6 separate regions of the Mus musculus genome follow, and all the other regions are linked to region 1. The links are chromatin loops, found by intact Hi-C in ENCODE. Cell type or tissue: heart. All regions are shown on one strand. Region 1 holds the start of Vbp1 (von Hippel-Lindau binding protein 1). Region 2 has its middle 91 kb from the start of 4933407K13Rik. Region 3 holds the start of F8 (coagulation factor VIII). Region 4 holds the start of Cmc4 (C-x(9)-C motif containing 4). Region 5 holds the start of Mpp1 (membrane protein, palmitoylated). Region 6 overlaps Fundc2 (FUN14 domain containing 2).

Region 1 (5,000 bases):
GGCCCTAGGTTATCCCCAGCACTGGCAGAAGAAAAGTTAAAGAGAAGTTAGACATGATGCTACAGGTCTGTTATCCCAGAACTTAGGAAGTAGAAGCGAAAGGATCCAAAGTTGTCAGCCTGGACAACATACTTTGTCTCAAAAAAAGAAAAAAAAAGTTCAAGAAAGACCATTTCGGACAGTTTACATACATTATGTAGGTAATTTATTCTTTATTTTTCTGTTTTTAATGTAAGACACATGAACTTGCCTGCTTTATACATTTCTCATGTGGCTCTAGTAATAAATATGAAAATTGCTAGCAATGAAGCACACTGCCTACTCATGTGCCCTAGTCACTAAAGAATTGAGCAAATTGTGTGCCAAAGTTATCATTTTTCTTACTGATTTAATTCAATTGAATACATATTTTATTTTTCAAAATAAGTCCATAAATATTGTCACCCATAGAAACTCAAGACTAAGCAGCAAGATGGAAGTTGGGTAGGATTCAAATACTCTCAGACATAGAATTTTATGTTGTTAAAATATCATGCCACTTCCATTAGTTTTGGAACATCAAGATAATTATATAAAGTTTGGACTGCTTATTACATCGTGTTGGTATAAAATTTAACCATAAAATTTTACAGCCAGTTGTCACAGTGTCTGTCTTTAACCTACAAACTTGGAAAGCAGAAGCAGGACAGGCACTATGAATTTGAGGCCATCCTAATCCAAACAGTGAGTTCTAAGCCAACCTGGGCTGTCTCAAAAAAATAAATAAATAAAATAAATAAATAAAAGTTTATTTTACGGTAAATCCCTCAGATAAAGTTTGTATTCATTAATTCCATTTCTGAAGTTACTGCTATCGGGTTATATTTAAGACAGAATGGAAATTTATATATTTACATCCTTATATATCAGGCATTATAATAGGATCAGGAGAAATAACACAAAATTTCCTCACCTCTAAGTAGCAGAGCATGACCAAAGAGGTTCTAAAGCTCTCCTGACTGCTCAAATGCTACTTCTGGATACCTCTATTTCTGGGTTTCATCAACTACATCTACAAAATTTGAACAACAGTAACTCCCTCATAAAGTTTTGCAAATTTTCTAAGAAAATTTCTGAACCTCAGAAAATATTACTTCATGTAAAGATCACTTGAAAAATATTTTTAAAAGCACAGAACATTGAGAATACACATAAAAATTTATTCCACCAGCACATTAAAATATACAATATAAAATGTGATTTAAGTAAAAGAAAAAAAGGGTCTTTTGAAGAATGTTAGCAATAAGACAGAATATATATAATTTTTGGTACATACCAAAAAAGAATCAAGGAAATTTTGACTAAGATTTTATATGCTTCAGTACAAATATTTAACTTGGGTCGGTCCTGTTACATGAAACCTTCCAATTGCATTTCCCACAATCTTCACAACTGCATAAAATTTGTTGTCTACAAACTGCTTAAATAGTATTACTAAAAGCAAATATAAAATGGTTTCAAAAACCTAATAACAGCCGGTTGCCCATTACATAAGCCTCAATTCTTAAAAGCAAGAACACATGGACTTAACGTTTGTGCTAACGTTTACTTTTCTCAGCAGTCTGCTTCCATTCCCAAGGAAACGGACCACGGCCGTGCTCAAGCTGACTGGGTGCCACTCAGTACCCACACCCTACAAACAGCTGCTCTGCCTGCTCTCTGTGCTAAATGTCCACCCATCTACATCTCCGGCATCACTGCGGTCTTGAGCTCAATAACCGTTGCTGCTGTTTTTTGTTTTTCTTTAGGCGACAACAGGCAGCAACTGGTCAGTTTCAAGGGACGCCACGCCCCAATCCGCCTCGCATCCGTCTCCAGCTACCCAGTTCTCCTCCCTGCTCCCTCTTCTGGGCCGGGGTTGGACTACCTTTCTTCAAAGCTATCGCCCGCCAGGCCTAAAAAGCCAAGATGCAGGAAGAGGCAAAAGGCCAGACATTCCCTTCCGGGACCCTTTAGCTCTGTTCCTCCCAACGACCCAGACCTGGGAAGTGACTGGAAAGCAATCTCCAATATCAGATTAAGACGCTGAGAAAGAGTTTCTTACCACAAACACTGCTTCAGGAATCCCTAAGTGGAGCCGCCGCCCGTTTCCAGCAGCAGTTTCTAGGCCGCATCCGTCCTTAGCCGCCGCCATCTTCAGAAAGCACCAGAGCAAATAACTACCTTCTGAGGCATCGATCGTTGGCGTCAGTGATTGGATCGTTTGCACTTCAGACCCGCCTCTCTCCCTGCGAATCTGCGTATTCATTGGTGCTTACGTCGTGGGTGGTGATTGGCTACACGCATGTGACTGACAAGCTTAGAAAGGATGTGTTGGAAAAGCCAGAAGGCTAATGCTTATTCTAATGCTTAATCTCAGAGATCTAAGGAATGGGCAAGGATAAAGCCCTGGGAATTCAGACCATGCCAAACCGCAGCCCCACCTGCACCTGAAGATATCAAGAGACTACACTCCAGAGTGGCTTCTGAGGCAATCCCAATTCCCTTTTGCAGACCAGTGAACTTCATTCTGAGTGTGTATGCCCTGGACTCATAAGAAATACACCAATCTTTCTCACAAGCCACCTTCAGTGAGATACTTGTCGGCTTCCAGGTCAAAACTTTCGATATGTTTATAGTTTATGTGAAAAAAATGCCAAGAGCTGTGCTTAAATTCTTAGATCCAAAGACTTCCCAGAGTTTTGTCCTCCACAACAACTCTTTAAAAAGCAAATCTATCAATAAACCAGATATGCATAATCACTGCAGGAGACCCTGTTTGCAAATAAAAGCAAAAGTAGCTTATAAAACAAAGCAAGCCAGTATCAATTTGTCTTAGTCAGGGTTTCTATTCCTGCACAAACATCATGACCAAGAAGCAGTTGGGGAAAAAATGGTTTATTCAGCTTACGATTCCATACTGCTGTTCATCACCAAAGGAACTCAGGACTGGAACTCAAGCAGGGCAGGAAGCAGGAGCTGATGCAGAGGCCATGGAGGGATGTTCTTTACTGGCTTGCCTTACCTGGCTTGCTCAGCCTGCTCTCTTATAGAACCCAAGACTACCAGCCCAGAGATGGTCCCACCCACAAGGGGCCTTTCCCTCTTGATCACTAATTGGGAAAATGCCTTACAGTTGGATCTCATGGAGGCATTTCCTCAACTGAAGCTCCTTTCTCTGTGGTAACTCCAGCTGTGTCAAGTTGACACATAAAACCAGCCAGAACAACATGGCAGGGAAACTATAGCCATGAAATCTCAACAATATGGTTGCCTAGCCAAGTCCTACATAATGACCCCAGCAGCATACACGTTAATGGGAATGAGGGAAATTTCACACAGCCCTACACTAGATGATGAACTACAATCAGTCAATGGCTGCTGAGGGAGGGAGAATCAATTTTCTCCAGAGACAAGCCCCCCTGATAGGTTGCCAAATCTTAAATGGTCAGCCCCAAGTACATGTACATATGAACAACATTAAATGTACTCAGTTATAAGTTTATATAAGATACAGTAATAATCATACAAGAAGGGACCATGAATCCAAGAGGGAGTGGGCAGGAGTTAAGAGGGAAAAAGTTAGGGTGGGAAAAATAGCAAAAATAAATACATGATAAAGTTGAGATGAGATTTATACAACTTGGGAAGCCTTTGTATTTAGTTCATATATGGTTTTGATAACTAAAAAAAAAAAAAGACAGTAAAAATAAAAATGTTCTCTACCACTAAAAAACACCCTGTACACATTTATATAATTTAAAATAAAATAAAATCTTTAAAATAGTTCACCTCTTCTTGTCCTTTGTGTCAACTGAAATGAGAAAGTAAAACCTATTTTATTGAAACTCATGAGCAAAGAGGGAGTTTTTTTTTTTTACGAACAATTCCTACCTTTAAATTGATTAATAAGATTTCAGTTTGCCCCAAATTCTATAATATTACTCCTAAAAAGAACATTCTTTTTCTCCATTCCTCTTCTTCCTCCTTCTTTCCCTCTCTACTTTGCTCCCTTCCCTTCTTCCCCAATTTTCTCCCTTCTTTCTTCCCTCTCAGGGACCCTGCTTGCATGCATTCTAAACTAAGCAAACACCCTACTGATGGACTAAATTCCCAAGTATAGGAATTACTCATTAGCTGGTGCTTTCAGCATGGATGATTTGTCTGTCATATCCTTTTGAACGCCCTACAAAAGGAAAACTATTTGAGATTTTCAAATTAATATATACATAATACTTTATTCTTGAGAATTTTACATGTGCATACAGTACATTTTAATCATATTCACCCCTGAACTCCCACAACTCCTCCTAGATCTATCCTTCATTTTCCACCCTTTGCAACCTTTTGTCCTTTAATTACTTTTTGTTTTTAACAAAAGCCAAAGGTGGAGTGGAAGCTTTGAAGCTGCAATCTTCCATTGAACATGGCTTCACCTCTATTTGCAAGAAAAAAGAACAATGTAAGTGGTTATCTTTTCAACAGGTTTCATGGTGAGCAAGTAGTCACTGTGATTTCTTTTTTTAAAAAAAAAATGTTCCTATCTAAAGGAAATGCAGAGACAAAAATGGAGCAGAGACTGAAGAACGGCCATCCAGTGACCGGCCCACCTTGGGATCCATCTCATGCACAGACACCAAACCCTGACACTATTACTGATGCAGTGTTGTGCTTGCAGACAGGAGCCTAGCACGTCTGTCCTCTGAGAGGCTCTACCAGCACCTGACTCAGACAGATGCAGATACTTACATCCAACCATTGGACTGAGCCCAGGGACCCCTATGGAAGAGTTAGGGAAGGACTGAAGGAGTTGAAGGGGATGGCAACCCTATAGGAAGAACAACAGTATCAATAAACCCAGATCCCTGGGAGCTCCCAAAGACTAAAATACCAACCAAAGAGCATGGGGTGCGGGGTGTCCAACCCTGCCTCCCCTGCCGCCACACATATATAGCAGAGAACTGCTTTGTCTGGCCTCAGTG
Region 2 (5,000 bases), 160 kb before region 1:
TTAAGGATCTTTTTAGGGTTCTTGAGTGTTTTTTCAGAATTTTAGGTTTTCTTTAGCATTTTAGGTTTTTTTTTTTTAGGATTTTAGGGATTTTTATGGCGTTAGGTTTCTTTTTTTTTTTTTTTAAAGGGCTTTATAGTTTTTTGGGGGATTGAGGTACTTTGGGATTTTTTAGGTTTCTTTTTAAGGGTCTAGAGTTTTTTTTTAATTAAGGTTCTTTTAGTGTTTTTTAAATTTTTTTTGTTTTGTTTTCAGCGTCTTCGAGTATTTTTAGGGTTTTTAAAGTATTTTGGGGTTTTTAGGGGCTTGGGTTTTTTTTTTTTTTAAGGCTTTAGGGTTCCTTTAGTGTTTCAGTTTTTTGATTTTTTTTTTTAAGGATTTTTTCGGTAAAAGTTTTTTTTTTTTTTTTTTAAATGGTTTTGGGTTTGTGTGTGTGTGTGTGTGTTTTAGGATCTTAGGGTTTTTTAGGTTTTTTTTTTTTTTTGAGGGTTTTAGAGTTCTTCTAGAATTTTCAGGTATTTTAGAGTTTTAGGTTCTCTTAGTTTTTTTTTTTTTGTTTTTTTTTTTTAAGGATTTTAGTGTTTTTAGGTCTTTTGTTTTTTTTTAAGGCTTTTCTTTTTTTCTTTCTTTTTTTTTTTTTTTTGAGATTTATTTTTAGGGTTGTTTGAAGGTTTTGAAAGAACCTAATGGGGAAACCCCCACTCAACTCCCAATTCAGCATGCACCCAAGAATCACGAACAGAACAGAACGCCTTGATGTAAAAACACGAGGTAGTTTAATGGCAGAGCACTTGGTCGAAACATATCTCACGCAGGAGACAGTGGATTCGACCACTAGGCTTGGAAGCTAGGGGTTTTTATAGAAAAGGGGCTGGGGCTGGGGGAGGAATTGGCGCGGTTTCACATGTTTGGTTCATTTAAACATCAGCAGACTGTCAGAAGGGTGGGAGATAGGGAGGCGCCTGGCCAGTCTGACATGTTTATCTTTATCTTTATCTTTATGGCTAAGCAGCCTCAGGCATGTCCTGGCCTGTTCTGCTATGTTCTGAGCCCCAGGTTTCAAAGCTCAAACAGCTCTTTGGGCTACTTGACATAAATTACATGAATCACAGGTCTCAAGTTTTATTTTCTTTCAGTTCTTGACTACTTCTAGAATTTTAAGGTATTTTAAACCCCAAAATATAAAACCCTAAACTTTTTTTTTTTAAATCGAGAACAACAACAACAACCCTAAGAAATACAGTAAAATGTTAAAATAAAATAAAGCCTAAATTAAACCCCAAAACCCTAAAATACACTAAAATCCTTTAAAAAAATGAAAAAAACACTAAAAATACTAGAAGCCTGAAAACCAAAAATCTCTAAAACACTCTTCTAAAAACTCTACGAACCCTTTAAAAAACCCATAGAAATCTAAAAACAAAAAACAAACAAACAAACAAAAAACCCAAAAAACCACAAGAAGCCAAAATATCCCTAAAACTTTTCTTTTTCTTCCTTCCTTCCTTCCTTCCTTCCTTCCTTCCTTCCTTCCTTCCTTCCTTCCTTCCTTCTTTCCTTCTTTCTTTTCCTTGCTTTCTTGCTTTCTTTTCTTTTTTTCAGTTTTTTGTGACTGTGTTTCTCTTTGTATCCCTACCTGTCCTTGAGGTTTCAGGATTTTGATGTATATTTAGTTGTTTTGTTTTGTTTTGTTTTTTAAGGATTTTAGCTTTTTTGAAAAAAATAAAAAATAAAAAGCTCCGCTCTGGTCGTAGGCCAAGGGCTCAGATCTGCCCACAGCGTTAGGGCTGAGATGAGGGTAAGCCGCCTGGGTGGGCGGGTCCGACCCGGTGACAGGGTTTTAAATCAGTCGGTTCCCAGGAGGTTATACCCGGATAGGTGGGTGCTTTTACCCACGTGGGAACTACAGCTCCCAGCATGCCCGAGATCCTGTGACAGACAGGAAGTGCGTCCCCAGTGCTCTTGGGAGACGTAGTTTGTGTGTGGACTATAGGCGTTCTCTCTCGCCACCTGGTGGGTATGAAGTGCAACTGCAGGCCAGACAGGAAGTGCTTCCATTTTGGACAGGAAGTGAGCCCCGGCTTCTCATGGGAGATGTAGTTTATGTAGGGCTTAAGTCTACTCTCTATCGCCACCGGGTGGCCAGATAGTGTAACTGCAAGCCAACAGGAAGTGCCTCCATATTGGACAGGAAGTGAGTCCCAGGTCTTCATGGGAGATGTAGTGTGTGTCTGTCCTAGGTCCGCTCTCTATCGCCATCCGTTGGCCACAAAGTGTAACTGCAAGTCAACAGGAAGTGCTTCCATTTTGGACAGGAAGTGAGTCCCAGGTGCTCATGGGAGATGTAGTGTGTGTAGGGCCTAGGGCTGTCCGCTGTCGCTACCCAGTGGCCACATAGTGTGACTGCAAGCCTACAGGAAGCACCTCCATTTGGACAGGAAGTCGGGCCCAGGTGCTCATGGAAGATGTGGTGTGTACAGGGCCTAGAGCTAATCTCTAGCGCCACCTTGTGGCGAAATAATGCAACTGTACTCCTGGTTCTCTGGCTCAAGTGGACGAATCTGGGCCCTGAACCCAGGCCAGAGTTCCAGAGTGGTGTGGCCGAGCCGGCTGAGTCCCTGGGCTGCCGGTGGCTCAGATCCGCGGGCTCTGTACCCTTTGTACCTGTAGAAGCAGGGACAGAGTCTCTCTCTGTCTCTCTGTCTCTCTCCTCCTCCCTTCCACCCGGGGCTGCCTGGCATCGGCGTCTGCCAACGAGAGACCCATCCAGGCTTCTAAGAGTCCTGCAGCCCCCAGATCCTGGTTCTCCCTTCTCACCGGGGACCAAGCCCGAGCCGTGCCTGCATCCCAGTTCCGTCTCTCCCGGTTCTCCCTTCCTTCTTCCTTCCTTGTGACCTGGCCTGACTGGCCTTTACCGTCGCCCATGCAGCTCGGGTCTCTGTATGTCCCTCCCTGCCCTCACTTACTTCCTTCTGTGCCTCATGGGGATGAATCTGGACCCGAGTCCCTGCCGGGGTTCCAGGCGAGCGGTGTGGCTGCATTAGTGATGTCCCCGGGCGGGCGGGCAGCGGCTCAGATCTGCGCCCCTGCTCCCGTTGTACCTGTAGAAGTGCAGGGACTGGGGCTCTCTCCGTGTCTCCCTGTCTTGCCATCCTCACTTCCCGGGCCCAGCCTGAGTTCGTGTTGGCCCAGCCAGTGCGTCCTCCCTGCCTCCCCCATCTGTCCCTGTCTCTGTCTCTGTCCCTGTCCCTGTCCCTGTCCCAGTCCCATCTCCCTCCCTCGCTTCTGATCTGGCCTGCCTGGAGTTGCCCATGGCCTGTGCAGCTCGGCTGTCTGTCCCTGTCCTCACTTCCTTCCTTCCTTCCTTTCCACCCTGCCTGCCTGGTGTTTGGCCACCACCTGTGCAGTTCAGGTTTGTCTGTCTGTCCGTCAGTCTGTCAGTCCCCTGTCTCTCACCCTGCTTGCCTATCTGTCCTCCTGTCCGTCCGTCCTGGTCCTCACTTCTTCTTCGCCTGTGCAGCTCAGGTCTGTCTGTCCCCCTGTCTGTTCCTCTGTCTGTTCCCCTGTCCGTCCAGGTCCTCACTTCCTTCCCACCCAGCCCATGGCCTGTGCAGCTCGGGTCTCTCTGTCTCTCCCCCCTGCCTGCTTGTCCCCCTGTCCCCTTGCCTGTGCCCCTGTCCATCTGTCTCTGTCCCTGTCTCTCTGCATGTCCCCCGGTGTGTCCCTCTGACTCCTTGTCCGCTCATCTGTCCCCCTTGCCCCCTGCTTGTCTGACTTCTGTCCTCCAGATCAGGTAAGTCTATGCCTCTGTCCCTCTCCCTACCTCTAACCCTGTCTGCCAGTCCATCTGTCTCCCTCTCCCCCTGTCTGGCTTCCTTCATATACCATGTTCTACAGTGTGCCTTTCTCATTTACCATGTTATTCAGTGTGAATCCCTCATATTCCATGTTCGACAGTGTGTGTTTCTCATTTACCATGTTTGTCAGTGTGACTCCCACATATACCATGTTCTACAGTGTGCTTTATTCATTTTCCAGGTTTTATAGGGTGATTTCCTCATATACCATGTTCAACAGTGTGTGTTTCTCATTTTCCATGTTATACAGTGTGACTTACTCATATACCATGTGCTACAGTGTGCGATTCTAATTTTCCATTTTATACAGAGTGACTCCTTCATATACCATGTGTTACAGTGTGCGTTTCTAATTTTCCATGTTATACACAGTGACTCCTTCATATACCATGTTCTACAGTGTGTGTTTCTCATTTACCATGTTTTACAGGATAATTCCCTCATTTACCATGTTCTACACTGTGCGTTTCCTTTTTTCCATGTTATACAGTCTGACATGCTTATATAACATGTTCTGCAGTGTGTGTTTCTCATTTTCCGTGTTTCTCAGTGTGACTCCCTCATATAACATGTTCTACAGTGTGGGTTTCTCATTTACCATGTTTTACAGTGTGACTCCCTCATATAACATGTTCTATAGTGAGCGTTTTCATTTTCCATGTTTTCAGTATTTCCTGACATATACCATGTTCTACAGTGTGCCTTTCTCATTTTCCATGTTTTTCAGTGACCCGCTCATATACCATGTTCTAAAGTGTGCATTTCTCATTTACCATGTTATACAGTGAGACCCCATCATATACCATGTTCTACAACGTGCATTTCTCATTTAACATGTTTTTTAGTATGACTCCCTCATATTTTATGTTCTACAGTGTGCGTTTCTTATGTTCCATGTTATACAGTGTGACACCCTCATATATCATGTTCTACAGTTTGCTTTTCTCATTTACCATGTTTCTCAGTGTCAATCCCTCATAAACCAAGTTCTACAGTGTGCCTATCTCATTTACCATGTTTCTCAGTGTCAATCCCTCATAAACCAAGTTCTACAGTCTGCGTATCTTATTTACCATGTTTCTCAGTGTGACTCCCTCATATAACAGATTCAACAGTGTGCATTTCTCATTTTCCATGTTATAC
Region 3 (5,000 bases), 130 kb after region 1:
ATAAATAATAATCTAAAAAGTCTACAGTTGCATATACAGACTATTTTTCTCAGAGGCTAGAGTGGACTTCCTTAATACCATTGAAGCTAAGTTTAAGAGGTGACTGTCTCAAGTGAAGGAAAGGTCAAGGACCTAGAAAAAACTGTCATCATTTTAAGTTCTGGCCTCAGAAGCTATTGAATTTTGCTACCACTAAACTGGCCTAGAGTAGTTCCCATCCAGATTAAAGAAGAGAGAATATATATTCCAATTCTTACTGGGATGGGAATATCAAAGTCCCACTGAAAACAGACCATATGAGAAAAGTCAATCTTCTATATGATAAACGGCAAAAAAAAAAAAACCCAAAAAAACAAAAAAACAAAAACAAAAACAAAAAAAACTTAGGAAGAAAGTTTAAGAGTGTTCAAACTTTCAAAACTACAGTATAATTTAGAGCCACCTAAATTAAAGGTTTTTGGGGCTGGGAGCAGTGAAACAAAGTTTCTCTGTGGAGCCCCAGAATTAACCAGACTGGTCTCAAGCTCACAGGGATCCACCCACCCCTGCCTCCCCAGTGCTGGAATTAAAGGTGAGTGCCAACACTGCCTGGCTAAGTTCAAGATTCAAAAGGCTATAGTATTCAATAAGATGTTGCATTGATCCAGACATTATTGTCGATGCCAAAAAGTGCTTGCTGACAGGAGCCTGATATAACTGTCTCCTGAGAGGCTCTGCCAGTGCCTGACAAATACAGAGGTGGATGCTCTTGACCAAATATTGGACTGAGCACAGGATCCCCCAATGGAAGAGCTAGAGAAAGGACCGAAGGAGCTGAAGGAGCTTGCAGGCCCATAGGAGGAACAACAATATGAACCAACCAGTACTCCCAGGGACTAAACCACCAACCAAAGAGTACACATGGAGGGACATGGCTCCAGCTGCATATGTAGCAGAGGATGGCCTTGTCTGTCATCAATGAGAGGAGAGGCCCTTGGTCCTGTGAGGGCTAGATGCCCCAGTGTAGGGGAATGCCAGGACCAGGAAGAGAGAGTGGGTGGGTTGGTGAGCAGGGGAAGGGGGGATGGGATAGGGGGTTTTCAGAGGGGAAACCAGGAAAGGGGATAACATTTTAAATGTAAATAAAGAAAATATCTAATAAAAAAAAAAAGAAGAAGAAAAAGCCAGGCAGTGGTGGTGCATGCCCGGCAGAGGCAGGCGGATTTCTTAGTTTGAGGCCAGCCTGGTCTATAGATTGAGTTCCAGGACAGACAGGGCTACACAAAGAAACCCTGTCTCAAAAAACAGAGAGAGAGAGAGAGAGAGAGAGAGAGAGAGAGAGAGAGAGAGGATGTTGAATTGACCTAAGTATACACAAAATTAGTTGAATAAGAAGTATAGAAATACATTTACATATACTATTATATCATTTTCCTATCAAGGTACTCAGGTAACTCCACAGTACAAAGCAAGTCCTTTCAATAGTGTTAGAAGCACTAGATATTCATATATATATATTTAAAAACCATATACAATACATTCAACGTATGGCTCTAGTCAAAAGTGGGATTTAGTTGGGTATAGTTCCACGCACTCTAGAGGCTGAAACACAAGGATAGCTGAGTTTGAGGCCAGACTGGACTACACCAAATTATCTGTTGATGGTGGGTGAGATGGGATGGATAACAATTAGAGTCCGCTCATTAAACACTGGTAAACAACATTTACAAGCCTTGTCTATAGGCCCAGGAAAACAACGATAATTATTGTAAGCACTACAATTATGTAAGACAAGATTTCTCAGAAATTTCTAGGTATTCTGCTCAGCAATTGCATCAAGTGTAATGACTGTGAGCTTAATGAATTGACTGACTTAACGTAACTAAAGAAAAGAAAAGAAAACGGACAAAAAGAAAGAAAAAAAGTGCTCCACTGGGATTTTATTTTGAGTGGGCCGACTATATCTCCTACTGTTTTCAAAACAATCAATTAGGAAAGTACCAATGAAAATGAGGACTGTAGGTGTTTGAGAGGCAGTAAGAGACAAAAACACTCCTGTCAGGGAGCCAGATCGCTTCTGAGAACAGTAACTGGATCTCCCTAGGGACACCTCGGTAGGGGCGGCACTGAAAGGCTAGAAGAGCTAGGCAGAGATAACATCCCTGGGTAACTCAAAAGCCAGCTTAAGTATGACCTTGGCCAGATCCCAGAACACCCGCCAGAAAAGTCTCCGCGCTGCCCTATCCAGGTGCTATTGAAGCTCCCTGGGGAGGGAGGAACCCAGCAAGCGACTCAGCATGCAACCAGCAGTACTTCACTCTAAGCGACAAAGGTGATTCCACCCCTGGCCCTTGCGCGCGTGCTCCCGCCTTTACCTTGACTGTTAGCGGCCATTTCGGGGGCGCGGGGGGGGGGGGGACCCTAGTATCGCGATGACACAGCTTCAGACCACGAGACCAGGAACAGGCGTTAGTCATCCGCAGCTGGCTTCCGGCAGGGGGTGGGGGGGCAGATATTTCCAGTCCCTTGGCAGTCGGAGACAGCGGGGCCTGGTCCCATTAGACATCTTTCCTGTCCTGGAGCAGCTGCTACAACCACCTCAGCTGCAGCCCCACACTTGCGCAGAGGAATGAATGCTTGCTACGTGTGCAGAAAGCTTCTCTGCCTTGGTGGTGACAGAGTTTATCTCACCTTTATTTTTTTTAATTTATTTTAGATTTTGCATATTTATGTAAACAATGAACTTATGTTAATTCTGACATTAATTTCAAGGCTGTTTAAGTTCAGGAAAACACATCTTACACTTTTTAAAAGCATTCCAACCACTTAATAATGTACACTTGTATTATGACTGCTGCTTCTTCCGCTTTAAAGTTTTTTTTTTAACTTTGTGTATATGAGTATTTGCATGTGTTTGAGTACAGCACGTGTACGCAGTACCTGAGGCCAAACAGGACTTCCGATCCCTTGGGACTGGAGAGGGGAGTGATACAAATATCTCAATTAGAATTGAGCACTTTATTGCCTCTTATCCTCTGTACATATACTAGTTGTGAGTCTATTAGAAAAAAGAAGATTCTTAGATGAGGAGTGAAAGATCCCCTATTTTATCGGTATAATAGTAAAAAAAATTGGGAGGAGACAGTTTATTTTTGTGTCCATTTAGGAAAGCAGTTCTTCCCTATGACTTAGGCAGCCATGGGGTTTTGGCTTTCTAACAGGTATCGGTTCTATCCTGTGGAGTGGGCCTTAAATACAAACATGAAGTGATTAGTTACTCCTACTATATTTATGCCACTACCATAGCAATGAGGCTATTTTGACATATCAGTCATTATATAGTACCTCACAGGGTTCTTAGATGCTTTGTAAGACTGTCAATAACTTGTCACCCCAAATAGCACACATGTAACCTTCCAGCACTGTGAAATCTTGTCAGTGCCAGCTTGATTTCCCCATGTTTTATGACTCAACTATGTTGTGTCATCAGCAATACGATCTTAACCATGAAGTTCTGTAGATTGCCAAAAAATTGGCAGTACCTTATAATGTTTGGGGGTTTATGGAGCCAACAAACTCCAAAAGAGGTGACCCATTCCTGGCACTGGGCTTTATATTTGTTACCCTGCAGTGTTTAGTAGGGACATTGTCATCCTGATGTAGGGGTAACTCCATTTAAATTCTTATATATGTATACATGTATATTTTATTTAAAAAGCTTCTACAGTAGTAGGTTTTCATATTTTTTTCAAGTATCTTTAGTGTTAATAATCACTACCCATACTCACTTCTCTCTCCTGCCCTCCTATCCTTACCCCACGTAACCCTTCAACTTCTCCTGTTCCCTTTTCATATCAACTGCAGTATATCCCATTTCCCTTGAAATCTGCCTTCCCTTGTTGGCCCCTTGCTAGTTTCCTGATCTCTATGGATACTCCAATTTAAGACAGATATCTAAAGATTCAGAGTTAGCATTCACATGTGAGAGAGAATCTGAGGCATTTGTTTTTCTGGGTCTAGGTTACCTTATGGAGAATGATTATTTCCAGCTCTATCCATTTACCTGCAAATTTAATTTCATTTTTCTTTACAGCTGAGTAATAAATATTCCATTGTGTGAATGTACCACATTTTCATTATCCATTCTTCAGTTGGTGGATGTTGGCTCTTTCCTTTTTCATTCAATTATGAATTGAATGGCAATGAATATGGATATACAAGTATCTCTATAGTGGAATGTACAATCCTTTTAGATGTATGCCCAAGAGTGATATAGCTGGGTCATATGATAAGTTTGTTTCCAGCTTTTTGAGGAGGGAGGGTGTCTTAGTTAAAGTTTCTCTGGCTGTAATAAAACACCATGACCAAAAGCAACAGGGTTTATTTCAACTTATACTTCCATGTAATAAACAATTCACTAATCAATTTCACTGATGGAAATGAGGACAGAATCTCAAAAGGGCAGGAACCTGGGTGCCAGAACTGAATCAGAGATCATGGAGGAACATTGCTTACTGACTGATCATTATGTCTTGATCCGCCTATTTTCTTATACAATTCAAGAACACCTGTCCAAGAGTAGCTCTGCCTATGACTACCTGGGGCCTCCCATAGTAATCATTAATAAAAAAGCAACAGCAAATAAAACATATGGTACAGGTATCCTATCTGGATCTCTAGGCCATGTGGGCAGCTGGAAAGTTTCTGCGGAGAAAGTAGGCTGGAATCTGGTGAATCCCAAAGTGGAAGCTTTTACATTCCATGCAGACTCCAGAATCTTCACTATCTAGAGTTTCTTTGCTACAGGTACCAAGGAACAGTCTTTTAGAATAGGCTAGGAATTTAAATACACCTGAACGCCCCTCCTCAGTATTCTGTTCCTTTTCTTAAGGATTCAAACTTGTTAGGATGCACCCAGCAGGAAATGGGTTAAGCCTTAGCTCAGCCACTCTTCCTATTCCAGTTTTCCTGTGCCTGCTTCCTACTACCCAAAAGGAAGTAATCCTTTCAGATCTGTTTTG
Region 4 (5,000 bases), 97 kb after region 1:
AGAGTCTTTCCCCCTGGATGTGGATTCTCCATGCAATAGTCTGGGAATCCAGATGAAATTAAAGAAAGAGAAGAGCAGGGCAGGCTAGTTCCATCCTTCCTGAGCTAGTGCATGTAGCATTGTATCTATCACCAACAGCCACCAGACCCAATAGCCTTCAGCCATCCAGTGAAGATGCACACCAGCTAAACTCCTGGGAGTTTCTAGGCCTGCAGTAGAGCTACAGCATTTATCCTCCTTGAGCTGAGGCTTTCATTTTCTTGATTTAGCCTGTATGGAATTATCCCACTCTCCAGCAAGCACACGGCCAATTTTGGACCACCCAGGCCCCAACTGGGTAATAAATCCTATAAATTTCCTCTTGTAAGAAAGAGATTTCAATTCTATTGCTTCTGTTCCTCTAGAAAACTTTAATACAGGAATTAAGGAGGCTTAGAGGTTATAGTGAAGGAATTTGTATATAGGAAATAAAGATAGTAAGTAAGTAAGTAGATGCTTTCCCTAGTAGCTTGGAGAAAGGATAAGAAACAATTACTTTTACTGTACTTTACAGACTCCTTGGGCTCTAATATATTGAAGGAAAATCTAACTAGTTTTATACAATTAGCCTAGAGAATGGCAGGAAAACTGAGGTGGGAATGAACACTCAGGAGAAAAGCCAGAAACTAACTAGGTCCCATTCTCATGAGATTTTTCATCTGATTTTAGTATGGAAAAAAACTATGCTGCACAATTACAAAGTGGATTAATATCCTGGCTGAAGTCCTCAAACAGACTGCTGAACTTTCTCCCCAATCATAAATTTTGATCATCCAGAATTTTATCATACATACCTTTTCTTGGACTGTGCGCATTTCCGTTCCAGTGTATGTAAATTTGGAGTCACTCCTATTGGAGATAGATTAGAAAAGAGAGTAATTGTGGTTTAGAATAGAAAAAGGAGTCAAGGAAAACTAACATAAACAGTTTTTGCAATGTAACCTTAGCTGAAACAGAAGAGGGAGGAAGAAGAACAGAGTAGATTCCAGGTTTTAAGGAGAAGGCTTGATAAACAATAAGCTACGCTTTGCAGTTTAAACAATAGAGACTCAAAGGTTTTACCATCTCTGAAGCTTTTAAGCTACTAGGATCTGTAGGATTCACAGGGGTGGGACAGAAATCCACTGATAATTTAGATGGGTAATGGGTCAACAAGGGAAAAGCCTCTCAATATGTAGGCATTATCTGCCATAAGGAAAGTAAGTGGCCTATCCCTGGTGTTTCAGGGAAGAGAGATATAAAACAAATAAAGCGAGAAAATGGAATGTAATAGAACCAAATGTCAAGTATATTGATAGTCATTTTTAATAAGCTGCCTTTATTCCAGTCAACAAAGTTCTATTCATTTAGCTATTATGCAGTAATCAGTTAGGCTCTGGATCTCCAACAAAATTCTATGTTTAAGAACTTTTACAAATTCACTTATGATGTTGGTTTCTTCTGCCAGATTTTCCACATAGGAGCATATATATTTTACATAAAGATTATGCTATGATATAAGGTTAAAATGAATCTTTAGGATCACGGTAGAACTCAGATTATAGTGAGGCATCTCTATACTGTTAATATTAAGATAAAACATGTAAATACTGTTAAAAAGTTGCTGTACTTCTTCACTAAGAATCAGTTTAGTTTATAATATGTAAATAAACAAATATAGTCTTACCTTATGTCATCATTCAACTAGAGTAGGAAAGAGCAGAAAATATTAATGACACATTTAGTTAGTTATAGGGATGCACATTTACATGAAAATTAGGCCATATGTTCACACACAACAGTATGAAAGACTGGAGAATTCATTCTGAGTACTTTAAAGCTACACTGTACTTCCTCATCTACTTTCAAATATCTGTAACATTTAACCACAAAGAGACTTTGGAGTCCATGAAACCCTTCTGTTTGAGTTCTTTGCTGGGCTTTAAAAATGCTTTAGTGATAGCTAGCTCTGCTTCACATAGGAAAAACTGGTGGCAAGACACAAGGCTGTAACCTGGGCTACTGGTTTTCTAATATCTGGATAACTCATGCCAGAATGTGTTTCTGGCCTGGTTTGCAGTTTTAATCACTGGTATGATAACCCCCATCCCCTGAGTTCATGCAGACCGCTGAGGGTTTACAGGAACATAAGCATGGATCAGAGCGCCAGAAGAAAAGTACCCCGCGACAGCATTAAAAACTCAAAGGAAGCCGGAATCCCAGCACTCGGGAGGCAGAGGCAGGCGGATTTCTGAGTTCGAGGCCAGCCTGGTCTACAGCGTGAGTTCCAGGACAGCCGGGGCTACACAGAGAAACCCTGTCTCGAACAACAAAATAAAACACCTCAAAGGATCCAAATCACATCCCTATGGCCTCCCAGCCGCCTCCAGGAACACAGGGTATTGATCAGCAAGATTTCAGCCAAGGTGGCCAACTTACCTCCCCTATACACAGACCCATCACTTCCTCCTTTTCTGTGCTCAGAGCATGGTTGAGACAAACTAGGAAAGCGTCAGACTCAAGATGAACCGCCTGCACAGCTTGCACCACCTGCACCGCCATCTTCTTTCCGCTCACGTCCGCCAAGGGCGCACAGCGGCTCGTCCAACCCGGCGCTCAGACGCAGCGACCAGCCCTTAGCTTGAGGCTCCGCCCAGCCCTGGAAGAACAGCGCGGGTTCCACAGGGGCGGAGCCTGGGGCTCAGAGGCGGTGCCCGCCTAGCAGCACCTGGGAGAAGAGCGGGTTGGTCTCGGCTAGCAAAGCATTGGGACGTTGGGTGGTGGCTGGCGAAAGAGGTCTACGCGTCAGGCTGGGCAGCTAGCTGGGCAGCAGGGAGGCGGTGTTCCCCCGCCGGGGCGGACGTAGGCTGTGAGTAGCTCCAGGCCGCCAGGGCAGACGCCTTCATAGTGCTGGCGCCCATTTTGCCCGCCCGCTGATGAGAGCCCGGCGCGGCCTACATGCGTCACGGACAGCACTTTGAGGCGACATCGCTGCGAATAAAGGGCCTCTTTTGAAAGTCGGTCCTAAAACAGTTAAGGTTTTATTTTATTTTCTTTTATTTCCAAGTCACAGCCCTTGGACCACTTCCGGCTGCTGGCCTGCACCTCCTACCTTCAGTTCTAGTGACCTCGGCTCGGGATGCCCCTTGGTTCGTCCTAGGCTCACAACGCGAACCCTGCTTGAGTGTCCCGGGGTGGGGGACCTGGAAGTTTTAGCCTAGCTGTGCTGGAGGCGGAATAATTAGTCCAAGAAACATTTTATTCATGTGAGTAGCCTTTGACAGAAACAGTGTTTTACTGTATCTGAAAAAGTAACTCCAGTTTGCTTGCTGCTACTTTTTACAAAAGCTTTTAGATATATATTTGTCTGGTACAGGAAGAGAAGGATGGAGGGACTTTATTGTTCAAGTTTGAATGTATCACATCAAGTAACTAATTATAGAAAATTACAGATTCCCTCTGATCATTTCCTTGGTGTCAGACATGGTTAACTTATATATAAAACTAATTTTATTTTAAAATATGCCAATGAACTGAGGGGAAAATATACAAATCTTCCTTAAAAAATTACAAGTTTACCAATTACACAAGGGGTTTAGTACTGATTATAAATGAATGCAAAATATATACCACACAGCCTCCACATCTCATATGCTTTTGTTTGAATTTGTTTTTTTTAAAAATTCCTTTTGTAGTTCTGAAGCCAGACAGATATGGCAGTACTGGAAAGGGAACATATTGAAGGTGTTACTTGAAGAGGTGTTGATGCTTTGCTCTTTTCTCCCAAGTCAGTTCCAACCTAAGTCTCCATACAAATACTGTCCCAAGTCCAGAGCACTGTGGTACAATATATATGCTAGCAACCTCTGTTTTTGCCTAATGCTTAGTCCACATCTTTCCATGATTTAAGTTTTATAATGATAAAGATTGGAGAAATTGCAGGGGTGTAATTGGACCTATCTATATCTTCTCTCTAAGTTTCAGTTTTATATCATATGTTATTTTCAGTTACTGTTCATAGCTAACATGTCCTGCCTTGATGGGGCAGCATGGACTGCTCATCTTACTATATTTGCTTAAGGGATATTTTTAGTTTATCAATTTGTTTAGCTACCTTCAAGAAGAAAAATACTTTTGTTTGTTGATTTTAGTCAGTCTCATATTCTAGAGTGTTCATGCTACCTATCATAGCTCCAAACATTTGACTGGAGAGGGAAGTAATGATTAATATTTATAGCAAGCTTATTATAGGCTAAAGACTCTACTAAGAATTTACATATATAGTGTCTATGAACTGCCTCAACTGGAATCAGGCTCTGCAACCTCTAGTTGTGTGAACTAGTAGACTAGTTACCTAACTTCTGTGTGCCTTATATTCATCACCTTTAAGTGGGAATAATACTAATCCCTGACTCATAGCATCCCATGAAGACTGTAAAGATCAAATGGGTTAATATACCTAAACGTATGTTAAAACCTATGAGAAGTGTTTACTAAGTATCATTACAATCAATGTGTTCATAATTTTACACCTCAGAGAAAGTGGAGGAAAAAGTAGGTTGTCTGATGGTCATAAAGCTTCTCAGTGACAGAAGCGGGATTCATTCATCAGGCAAGCTGATACCTAGGCCTGTATTCTTTGCCAACTGAAGTTATAATTGGATGGCATTATTAAATAACTTCAAATAACTAGGGCATTCAACTTATTGATGCTAGTTAAAAAACTTAAACACCTCAAAATTAAAGCAAATCATATTCTTTTAAAGAAAAATATATAAAATCATCCTTTCTGTAAGGAAAAATGATGGTTCTACTTAAATTACAACCAAAGAAAGCTCTTCTGTATTCCATCATTCATTTAGAACCTAATTTACAAAGTATCTAAAAATAATTTGTCTAAGTCAACATGGCTTTCGGAATGAAGGCAACTTTTATGGAGGAAATCTCTTAGTGGTTGTGATAGCTGTAAAGTTATGCAAACA
Region 5 (5,000 bases), 380 kb after region 1:
CCCAGAACAATTAGAACAAAATTAGTTACAACTGATTGACAGGAATGGCTGAATAGGCAAGTGAGAGTCCTGTAGCCTCCCACATACCCTCCTTCTATAAGAGTAGGTTAACAGTCAACAAACCCAAATATGATGATCTTTTGCTAGCAGATACAGATGAATTAATGAAGATGGTGGCTGTTTGGCTAAGAGGATAGAGCTAAACAATGTCTTTATACATTCATAATAGAAACATTTCTTGCTTTTATATATTGAAATGTCATTATATTTATTGTTTTGGGTTTTTTGTTGTTGTTGTTGTTGTTGTTGTTGTTGTTGTTGTTCTTGTTCTTGTTCTTGTTTTTCGAGACAGGGTTCCTCTGTATAGCTCTGGCTGTCCTGGAACTCACTTTGTAGCCAGGCTGGCCTAGAACTCAGAAATCCGCCTGCCTCTGCCTCCCAAGTGCTGGGATTAAAGGAGTGTGCCACCACGCCAAGCTTATTGGTTTTTGTGTGTGTGTGTGTGTGTGTGTGTCTACATGTGTATGTGAAGGATACTTAGAAAGTTGTATACACTCACGTATGTATAGATTCACAAACCCCATGCATATATAGAAATGGGAGGATGACCTTATGTGTTTTTCTCTATCACTCTTCACCCTATTTTCCTTAATATAGGGTCTCTCACTGACTCTGGAGCTATGCTGGCAGCCAACAGATTCTCTTATTTCTCTTCATAGCTCTGGGGTTACGAGCATGTTTGGCCATGACCAGCTTTTTAAGTGGTTGCTGGGAATTTAAATTCAGGTCTTCATGCTTGAACAGTAAGTTATCCTAACCAGTGAGTCAGCTTCCCATTCTCTCATAGTTTGGGGATTGTTTGTTTCTGAGAAAGTGTTTGGTATAGCTCAAGTTGGATTCAAATTCACCTTGTAGCAGAAGCTGAGTTTAAACTCAAGATTCTCCAGTATCTACCACCCAAGCACTGAGATTACAGGTATGTGCCACTATGTCTAGTTCTCTTTTGTTTTAAAAAAGTTCTTTTTCTTCCCAACAACTGGAGCAGGTGCTATCCCAAAAGCTGTTGCCTGTAGGTGGGGTATACTCTTCTAGCTGGGCTGCCTTATCTGGCCTCAGTGGAAGAGGATGCACCTAGCCTCACAGAGACTTAATGTATCAGGGTGGGGGAATACTCAGGAACCCCCACCTACTCAGAGGAGAAGGGGGGATGGGAGAAAGAATGGTAGGAGGAGGTGACTGGGAGGAGACAGTGAGCAGGATACAAAGTGAATAAATACAATAATATATATGATAAAAAGAATAAAAAGACTTGATTATGTGTCATGTTATAAAAATATATAATTACATTTTCCTTAAAAATATATACTCTCCAACATCCATATATTTAAGTGGAATAAAATATTCTGATTTTTTAAAGTTCTTTTTCTTATTTACTTATTATTAGTTTTGTTTTGAGACAAGGTCTTATGTATTCTAGGTTGCCCTCAAACTTACTGAGTGACTGAGAATGACTTTGAACTTCTGATCCTATTAACTCCACCTCCAAAATGCTAAGATTATAGGCACGCACTATCATGAATAGTGTGTGCATTACTGAGAGTTGAACCCAGGGATTTTGCATGCTAGCTAAGCAGTCCGCCAACTGAGGTTCATCTTCATTGTGTATCACATAAACCAAGGTTCCAATTTCATCCTTTCCAGTTCCACTGTCAGTTAATGAAAGGCCTTATTTACTCACCTAGCTGTTTTTATTATTGAGTACCTTTGTATATGGGCACAGAGGTGTTACATAGTTGATTATTCTGTAACATTGCTCAGTGTATTCTCTTCCTCTGTACCAAGATCTCCTCCTTTGCCCTTCTCTCCTCCCCTTTTCTCTTCTCTTCTCTTTTCTTCTCCTCTCTCTCCACCTAAAAGTAATTCTTCTAGGGACGGGGGAGAGTGTAAGCTATCAATCATACAAGCTCTGAATTTTAGGACAGGATTCCCAAGGAGCCTTTAAACCCAGTAAACATTCATTTTGTTTAGAAAGTCTTTCATTAGTCTCCAGACCATTTGGAAGTTTAGGGCGTTTACTCCAATTCTTGAAGATTATTTGTTCCATTTGCTTCTGTTGATTCCTAGAAATTGTGTGGCATTAACAACAGGAGATCTGGCCTAAGGTAAATAAAACCAGTTTGCTCTTGAGGGCAGTCCCATCTTTCCTCGCTGAATAGCATATACCAATGTAAATGATGGTACCAGCAGCACACTTTTACAAGTCTAAACCTGGAAAGGTGCATTGGCCTTGGGACCAATTTAAGAGCCCCTACATTCTTCAGGGTAGCTGGTTGATTCCTGATGTCAGGAGCAATCTGGATGTAAAGTTCACTCAGCTAGTTGCAACTCGTGGTTGGTAAAAGAGCTGCAGTTGCAGTAGTTGGACATTTTGGGATCCGCTTCGGTAGTTCACAGGTCGTGCGAGTAAGAGAGAGAATGGAAGCTCCTGTCTCGGAATTTTATCTTTTCAGGGATGCTGGCTGCGCATCTCGACAGGGCCCGCAGAGGCGTGGTTAGAGCGGAGCTTTCAAGCAACGCTAAACTGCGCCTTCTCCAATCGCTAAGCACAAGGAAGGCCAAGGCGTGGGTGGGCTTAGGGGCGGGCCAGGGTGGAGAGTAGGCGGAGCGTGGGTACTGCTCTGCTTGGCCCTCCTGGCTCTCAGCGCAGCTCTTGATCCCTGCCTCCTCCGCCGCCTTAGTCTAGCTCGTCTCTGAACAGGCCGCAGTTCCCCGATTTGCGATTCCTGGGCTCAAAGCTCTGCGGCTACTGCGTCTGGTTGTCTCTGCTCCTGAGAGATGACGCTCAAGTCGAGCGAAGGCGAGGGAGGGAACAGCATGCGCACCGCACTTTCGGACCTCTACCTGGAGCACTTACTACAGAAGCGTAACCGACCTGAGGTTAGCGGGACCCCTGGGGTCCTCTGGGTTCGGGTTGGGTCTAGGATCCAGGCCTTTCCATCTGCTGCTGGATTTTTCCTATCCATGGCCTTGTTCCCAAGCGCTCTGTCCCCGGATGGCCAGATCTTGGGTGTCTTGCCCCCAGGGTGGAGGCCTTAGCACTGGGCCCGATTCCTGCTGAGATCTGGGTGTGGTGGATAGTTGCCTGGAGCAGCCCTCCTAGGTGAAAATCCCGAGAGGCAGGCCAGGACTAAATGAATACTTAAGGTCAAAGAAAACTTGCTCATGGATGGAAGTCTACTAACAGACTTGAAGAAGGAAAATAAGACTTTAAGGAACACATCCAATAGTAGATCTGCCTGGCTGTTATTGAGCGTTTGTGTTGTTTCACAGACATGGTTGTGAAAACCAACTTCGTGCTCTAAAAAGCTCACACATTTCCCTCTGCATTTCATTTCAGGGGGTCTCCTTGTGCTATGCTGTAAACTAAGGTAGCATTCATATTCCAGTGTTAGACAGTAAATAGTTATTAATCTAATATGTCAGGCCTCCAGAGGTGGTTGTGATTAGATTCTATGTAACATGTCTCCCCCTCCCCATTCACCTACGGACCCTGCTCCCTCTGCTCCCCAGTCCCTTCTCCTGGGAGATTTATGATGCTGCTTGTGATACAGCGAAGATGGCTTTGTGATAGGAAGGTACAGCTATTAAACAACATACATTACTTACACAAAATGTTCAAAGATGATACTAGATGAAACTGAGGAAATAAATCCAAAAACCTTTACAGGAATGGTAGCTATTATGTGTTTTGATCACTTTTTTTTTTTTGATAAAGGGAAAAAAAGAAAAAGTGAAGAATTAATACGAGAAAAAAATCCATATTATGACAGTTGTATTCTGGTTCCTCAATTCTGGAGCTCTGTTTCCTTTTCCCTATCTCTGGTGTCATTTCCCCTCCCCAAGCTAGTTTTGGAAGTATGGTTATTTAATCTTGCCTTTCTATGCTCCACACCCAAAGTCCTCTTTTAGTAACACTGACAGAGCAACTCACTGCTTAGGGGAAGAAACTGTGCACCAATTAAATGTCAGCAAATTTTATCTCTCTTGCTGGCAAGTAGGAGGACATTTTGCTTTTTTTGTTTATCTGTTTGTTTCTTGCTTTGAGACGCTGTCTCACACTAGCTCAGGTTACCTTGTAGCTTACTCAGTTGCCCCAACTGGCCTTGAATTCCTTGCAATTCTCCTGCCTCAGCCTCCTGAGTTTATAGGCACTATATGGGCTAACATGTCAGACTTCAGGACATTTTTAGTGTCACAACTAGATGGATTTATTTTTTACAGCAAGAAATTATCAGACCTCCCTCCAAAGTGTCATGACTGCTGAAGGAAACATCTATTCCTGATGTTCTAGTTCAGTGTCTTATTTAAGGTGAGCAAATAAAGTGCAAAGAACAAAACTTAATGTGATAAAAATTCTAATCTACTTAAGCCACTGTGGCCACAATAAAACCAAATTCCTATCTGTAAGGTATCTAGGTCTTTCTGGTTTTGAAAAATAAAATCATAGATATCCTAGAAGTGAAGGACAGAATATGAAGAAGACTAACAGACTATACTAGGTACTGAGAAAACTGGGGCAAAGACTAAATAATTTGAAAATAGTACTTTTTGTTTTTTTAGTTTAAATTCTCTGAAAACACAGACCTTGAATGGAAATATCCTCTTCAAATGATACAGCCAAACCTAAGAAGGAGTCTTTTTCTCTGGTAGAATGATAATCAGGAGCAGACTCACTGACCATGCTCCCTACTGATTCAACCAAGACTTGTTTTCTGCTATTGTACATGGCATTGAACCTTGGTGTCTCTGCACAGGCTGTCCTGTTTGCCCTTTAACTCCTAGATTCTACAAAGTGCAGGCTTCAGCAATGCTGGCCACTCCACAGTGCTTCACCCCCTACACCTCCTTCAGAGGAAACATCTGCAGCACAGTTCAAAGGGCAGAGACAGTTTCTCAAAGGAAGTTGAAATAAAAAAATAGATTGAAAAAATTGGCAGGGG
Region 6 (5,000 bases), 120 kb after region 1:
TTGGCTTACAGTTCAGAGGTTTAGTCCATTATCATTATGGTGGGAAGCATCTATCATCTAGGCAGGCAGACACAGTGTTAGAGAAAGGACTGAGCTTTACATCTGGATCAGTAGGCAAGAGAATGAACCACTAGGCCTTGCTTGATCTTCTGAAACCTCAATCCCACTCCCAGTGACAAACTTCCTCCAATAAGGTACACCTACTTTCAACAAGGACACACCTCCTATTAGTGTCATTCCCTATGAGACTATGGGGGTCATTTTCATTGAAAACATTAACACTAATCAAAACCAAATGTATTCAATAGTGTAACTGCCTCACCCTGGTAACATTTAGGTTGTGCATGGAAAGACAGCTACCTGCTTTTTTCAGAAAATGTAATCTCCCATTTAAACTCAAGCCTGCTTGGCTATTCTGTTCTCACAATGTTGGTGATTGAACCCAGGCCCTCACAAACACTAGGTAAATGCTTTACCACTGAGCTACATCCCCAGTAATCTCCCATTTAAGATGAAGCAAAGATGCTGACTCAATGAGCCCTCAATAGAGGTTCCCCAAACTGCTTGAGGCTACTTCACTAACCACTGACCTAAACTGGAGCTTGAAGTGTGCTAATTGTGACTAATAACCCTCTGCACCACCTCTACACAAACACAAGTGGAGTCTGACCAACTTGAGGATAGAATTATAGATTTTATTTCAGACCAGGGTAGAATGTGAGTCTAGACCATTACCTATTATAACCTTTTGAAGGAACTCCAGTCCACTAGTCTATTAGTTGTAACCCCTATTAATCAGAAAGAAAGCAGATGGATCAGAAGTCAGCTACCAACCCACTAGAGAGATACTAGATGACCACTCCTCACCACATACCCAAAGGGGCATTGCAGTAGCTTTTGCTCTCACCATGCCAATGATACTTAAGACACAGGGAGAACAACATGGCTACATCAAGAATCACCATAAATGGCACAACCCCAAGAAGAATACAAAGAACTATAAAACAGATGATAGCACACAGGTGTCAATAAATATATTGTACATACAAAGAGGATTTTAAATACTGCATGGTTTTGACATTAACCATTATTAATTTTTCTGTAATAAAAAGGTATTATGATTTTTTTAAAAGTTTTATACTTTTGGTTGTGAGCCTAGCCTTTAATGGCTAAGCCATCTCTCCAGCCCTTTTTTAAAGTTTTAAAACAAAAAAATATTTAGATTTTTAGTATTGAATACATATGGCAAACAATAAAATGGCAGGTATATTATAATAATTGATAAAAAATACAATTACATGATTGCTATAGGCAAGCAATGGATACTTGGGGAAATCACTGTACTCTCTTTATGTTTCCACAGTAAATAGTGAAAAATCATCTTCAAATTTTTGAGAAAAATATATACCAAGGCTGGTTATACTACCATGTAAGGAAAGATGATTAATATGTATTACAAGTAGAATAACTTATATTGGCTCAAATAAAATCAAAACGTAGTGAGGAAATGCAAATAGGTGAATCCTAATTAGTTTTACACATCCACTGGTAGTTTCAATTTTCAAAAGTATGTCAATGTTAAGGTATGTCAAAAAAGTAATTATGCTTAATGTATGACCTTAAAAATATACTATTGCACAAAGGATCATCTACATATCTAAGAATTCATTTGAGGTAAACCTAACCTTTAACGGGAAGCTTTCTTTATACAATTAATATATTCAAAAATATTTGAAATCTATTAAGCAGTAAGCCCTGTGGGTATAATGAAGATGATAGAAGACTTAACTTCTGGAAGATGCTTTTGTAGTTGGAGTTGAGCTCATGGTAATAGCTATTATGGAATAATGTAAAGTATACATGGATTTTTATATTAAGCAATATTTCTGATGGAGATTGCATTTGATGAAAATAATTTATTACACATATGCTATTCTTATTCTGAATGCCTGGAACATCTCTTTAAAATTTTTGCTTAAGGGACTGGAGAGATGCTCAGCAGTTAAGAGCACTGGTTGCTCTTCAAGTGGTCCTAAGTCCAATTCCCAGCAACCACATGGTGGCTTACAACCATCTGTAATGGGATTTGGCACAGAGTTGAACATGCAGATAGAGTACTCGTATGTAAAAGAAATACATTTCAAATTCTTGCTTAAATGTTGTATTTCATGAAGTTCTTACAGCTGGTTTCCATAAAGACCCACCTACCATATATAATACTTATATTACTTCATGCATTGTTTGCAGAAGTTCATTTAATATTTTTAGTGTTGGTACTTACACTGCCATTTTGGCAACATAATTATAGTAAGTATAAATACCTCTCTTTCTATAGCCTAAAACCAATTTAAAAAGAAAGCATACACCAAGATACCAAAATTTTTTCATGCTTAAAGGCAAATGTATTTGGTTCCTTTTCATGTAACATGTAATAAGGTAACAAATTGAGTTTGGAAAAGGATCTTACATAGGGGAAAAGGAACATTCTTGTTAAGCTACACACCAACCAAGTAAGGAGGGTACTGGAAGAGTTAACACCTACTGTCTCTTCCAACGTGTTAAATTGAGAAGGCCTGAGAAGACCTTGCACCAGGAGAAGCCTATTAAAGCCATTCAGATTTGCTACAACAGGGAGGAAGGCACAGGAGAAGATGAGGAAGAGGAGTGCCGATTGTCCTATGTTGGAGTGTAGAAGCTGCTGGCAAGAAACAAACAACTATAAAAATAGAACAATGAAGTGAAGTTCTTAGGATGCCATGCCAAGCAGAAAGCCTCCAAAAAATCCTCCAGTCACTAGAACATTCTTCTTTACAAATGATACAACCTGAAAAACAGAAGATTTGATACTAAGTTACTTTACTACAAAACTTCCTATTCATCTAAGGTTTAGTACATACATGGATAGGCATTCTGTATGGCTATCTTATCATTTTATTATTCTCCTGACTACTTCAGGAGAAATATGAAATAATACATATCCAACATTCTGACCTAATCATTTCTTTTTGTTTTTGCATTATGTGGTGTGTGTGTAATGTGTTTATTTATTGTACATACATATATATGAATATGTGCACATACGTATGAAGGGCCAAGATTGATAGGTGTCTTCCTGGTTCACTTACATTATATACTGAGGCAGGATCTCTTGCTGGACCTAGAGATTACGATGCAGGCTAGCCAGCTTGCTCTGGTGATTCTTGCCATAGCCCTGGGACTGAAAGCAGACCACCTCACCCACCTGGCCTCACATGAGTGCTAGGAATCCAAAACTGTGGTCTTCAGACTTGCATGGCAATCACTTTACCCACTAAGCCATATCCCCAGGCCAGGCCAAATCAGTTCTTGAAGTTAAGCACTTTCCAACGATGTAAGCCATTTGCACTGTTACATTCCCATCACTCTCCGTCCATCCTCCTTGCACCATTATGCAAAGTACACAGTGTCTCTTCACTACCTCTGTATCTAGATATCCTAGTTAGCTTAAACTGTCAACTTGACACAACCAACTATTATCTGAGAAGAGAATTTCTATTTCAGTGTTTTTCAACCTGTGGTTCTTGGGTTGCCTAAGAGCATTTGAAAACATAGATAATTTGCATTATAATTCATAACAATAGCAAAATTACAGTTATGAAGTAGCAATGAAAATAATTTTATGATTGGGGGGTCACGACAATATGAGGAATTATATTAAAGGGTTACAGCATTAGGAAGGATGAAAACCACTGACCTAGATCATATTGACCTGGGCATGTTGTAAGGGACTGTCCTGATTGTTGGCTACTATAGGATGGCCTACAATACTGTGGGCAGCACCATTCCCTAGACATGAACTGTACAAAAAAGCTAGGTGAGCAGAAGCCTGTCTGCCAACCAGCCAAGAACATTCTCTGTAATTCTTGCCGCATGGTCTTTGGCGATGAATTGATTACTTGGTCAGAGGAAATGCTGTGTGGGAGAGAAAGCAGACAGCAAAGATCCACTTGTTTCTCTCTGCTCTCAATTTAGGATTAATGTGATTAGCTGTCCAAGTTCCTGCCTTGACTTCCCCTCAATGATGGCCTGAAGCCTAGAATTGTAAGCTGGATCAACCCTTTCCTCCCTTAAGTTGCTTTTGGTCAGAATACTTTATTCCAGAAACAAAATGAATCTAGGACATTATGTCTCCTTGTTTCACTTCCACTGCAGCCCTTAATATTTCCTCAAACAGAGGTCTACTAAAGAAAAATCTTTTAAAAATTACTTATATTTTCATATGTTTATCTGAGGAGTATGTATATATGAATGCGCATTCATGTGTGTGGAGGACATATATCATTTATGGCTATTTTCACTCTATATGAGGAAGTCAGGTTGTTGTGATAGAGACCATAACTCAAAAACTGAAAATATTTACCATCTGGTTATCTTCAGAAAAAGGCTACCAATCTATAATCTAAGCATTTCTACTAATCATGTGCAGAACAAACAGTTTGGCTATTTCAAAGATGAGCAGGCACAGAGATAAAATGTAATTCAAAATGTTCACATTGGCAGTACACCCCAACAACTGTGGTACCCCCACTCTTATAAGAACTAGTTAAGTACAACTACTATCTTCATTTCCTTTGTATTCTCATTTACTGACAAAGGTCATCAAATATTTCAATTACTAAGCTTTACAAGAGGCTGGAAAGACAGAAGACCCAGGTTCAATTCTCAGCACCCACATGACAGCTCATAGCCATTGGTAACTGTTGTTCCATGAGATCTGATGCCCTTTTTTAAAAGATTTACTTATTTTATTTATGTGAGTACACTGTTGCACCCATCAGACACACCAAAAGAGGGTACTGCATCCCATTACAGATGGTTGTGAGCCACTATGTGGTGGCTGGGAATTGAACTTGGGAACCCTAGAAGAGCAGTCAGTGCTCTTAACTGCTGAGCCATCTCTCCAGCCCCTGATCTGATGCCCTCTTATTGCCCCTACAAGCACCACAGGTACACACTTGTAT

The links. Peaks named below come from ENCODE experiments on the same cell type or tissue, not always from the same donor. Only the 100,000 strongest peaks of a DNase experiment are listed, where the experiment ranks them.
Region 2: a loop joins it to region 1, with 3 times the contacts of the local background. A loop is called at or near these places in 5 of 42 quality-filtered maps.
Region 3: it touches region 1 in a loop (2.4-fold over the local background); 3 of 42 quality-filtered maps call a loop at or near these places.
Region 4: a loop joins it to region 1, with 2.2 times the contacts of the local background. A loop is called at or near these places in 7 of 42 quality-filtered maps.
Region 5: a loop joins it to region 1, with 9 times the contacts of the local background. A loop is called at or near these places in 2 of 42 quality-filtered maps.
Region 6: a loop joins it to region 1, with 2.3 times the contacts of the local background. A loop is called at or near these places in 3 of 42 quality-filtered maps.

What each region holds. Positions count from the first base shown.
Region 1 is chrX:75,511,512-75,516,511 of GRCm38, reverse strand. It overlaps Vbp1 (von Hippel-Lindau binding protein 1), which reads right to left and starts at 2,215. Exons shown (of 6, transcript NM_011692.2): 1 at 2,084-2,215. The coding sequence starts at 2,173. In heart, no CTCF peak of the experiment used is centred here; DNase peaks (open chromatin) are centred at 1,931 and 2,241; H3K4me3 peaks cover 1,680 bases; H3K27ac peaks cover 758 bases.
Region 2 is chrX:75,671,413-75,676,412 of GRCm38, reverse strand. It overlaps the pseudogene LOC115489104. Among named protein-coding and RNA genes, the nearest start is that of 4933407K13Rik, 91 kb to the left of the region's middle. In heart, CTCF peaks have their summits at 2,073 and 2,275 (motif pointing left); a DNase peak (open chromatin) is centred at 2,212; H3K4me3 peaks cover 1,313 bases; H3K27ac peaks cover 807 bases.
Region 3 is chrX:75,379,806-75,384,805 of GRCm38, reverse strand. It overlaps F8 (coagulation factor VIII), which reads left to right and starts at 4,765. Exons shown (of 26, transcript NM_007977.2): 1 at 4,765-5,000. Fundc2 (FUN14 domain containing 2) reads right to left here and starts at 2,407. Exons shown (of 5, transcript NM_026126.4): 1 at 2,355-2,407. The coding sequence starts at 2,373. In heart, no CTCF peak of the experiment used is centred here; a DNase peak (open chromatin) is centred at 2,465; H3K4me3 peaks cover 1,614 bases; H3K27ac peaks cover 1,528 bases.
Region 4 is chrX:75,414,299-75,419,298 of GRCm38, reverse strand. It overlaps Cmc4 (C-x(9)-C motif containing 4), which reads left to right and starts at 2,715. Exons shown (of 4, transcript NM_001294277.1): 1 at 2,715-2,761; 2 at 3,086-3,284. It overlaps Mtcp1 (mature T cell proliferation 1), which reads left to right and starts at 2,715. Exons shown (of 5, transcript NM_001039373.5): 1 at 2,715-3,284. Brcc3 (BRCA1/BRCA2-containing complex, subunit 3) reads right to left here and starts at 2,671. Exons shown (of 10, transcript NM_001358737.1): 1 at 2,458-2,671; 2 at 1,706-1,722; 3 at 834-888. The coding sequence starts at 2,580. In heart, no CTCF peak of the experiment used is centred here; a DNase peak (open chromatin) is centred at 2,708; H3K4me3 peaks cover 2,506 bases; H3K27ac peaks cover 1,750 bases; H3K27me3 peaks cover 215 bases.
Region 5 is chrX:75,128,662-75,133,661 of GRCm38, reverse strand. It overlaps Mpp1 (membrane protein, palmitoylated), which reads left to right and starts at 2,646. Exons shown (of 12, transcript NM_008621.3): 1 at 2,646-2,937. The coding sequence starts at 2,836. In heart, no CTCF peak of the experiment used is centred here; DNase peaks (open chromatin) are centred at 2,641 and 4,891; H3K4me3 peaks cover 1,386 bases; H3K27ac peaks cover 713 bases.
Region 6 is chrX:75,392,134-75,397,133 of GRCm38, reverse strand. Fundc2 (FUN14 domain containing 2) reads right to left here. Exons shown (of 5, transcript NM_026126.4): 5 at 1-2,824. The coding sequence ends at 2,747. Among named protein-coding and RNA genes, the nearest start is that of Fundc2, 12 kb to the right of the region's middle. In heart, no CTCF peak of the experiment used is centred here; no DNase peak of the experiment used is centred here.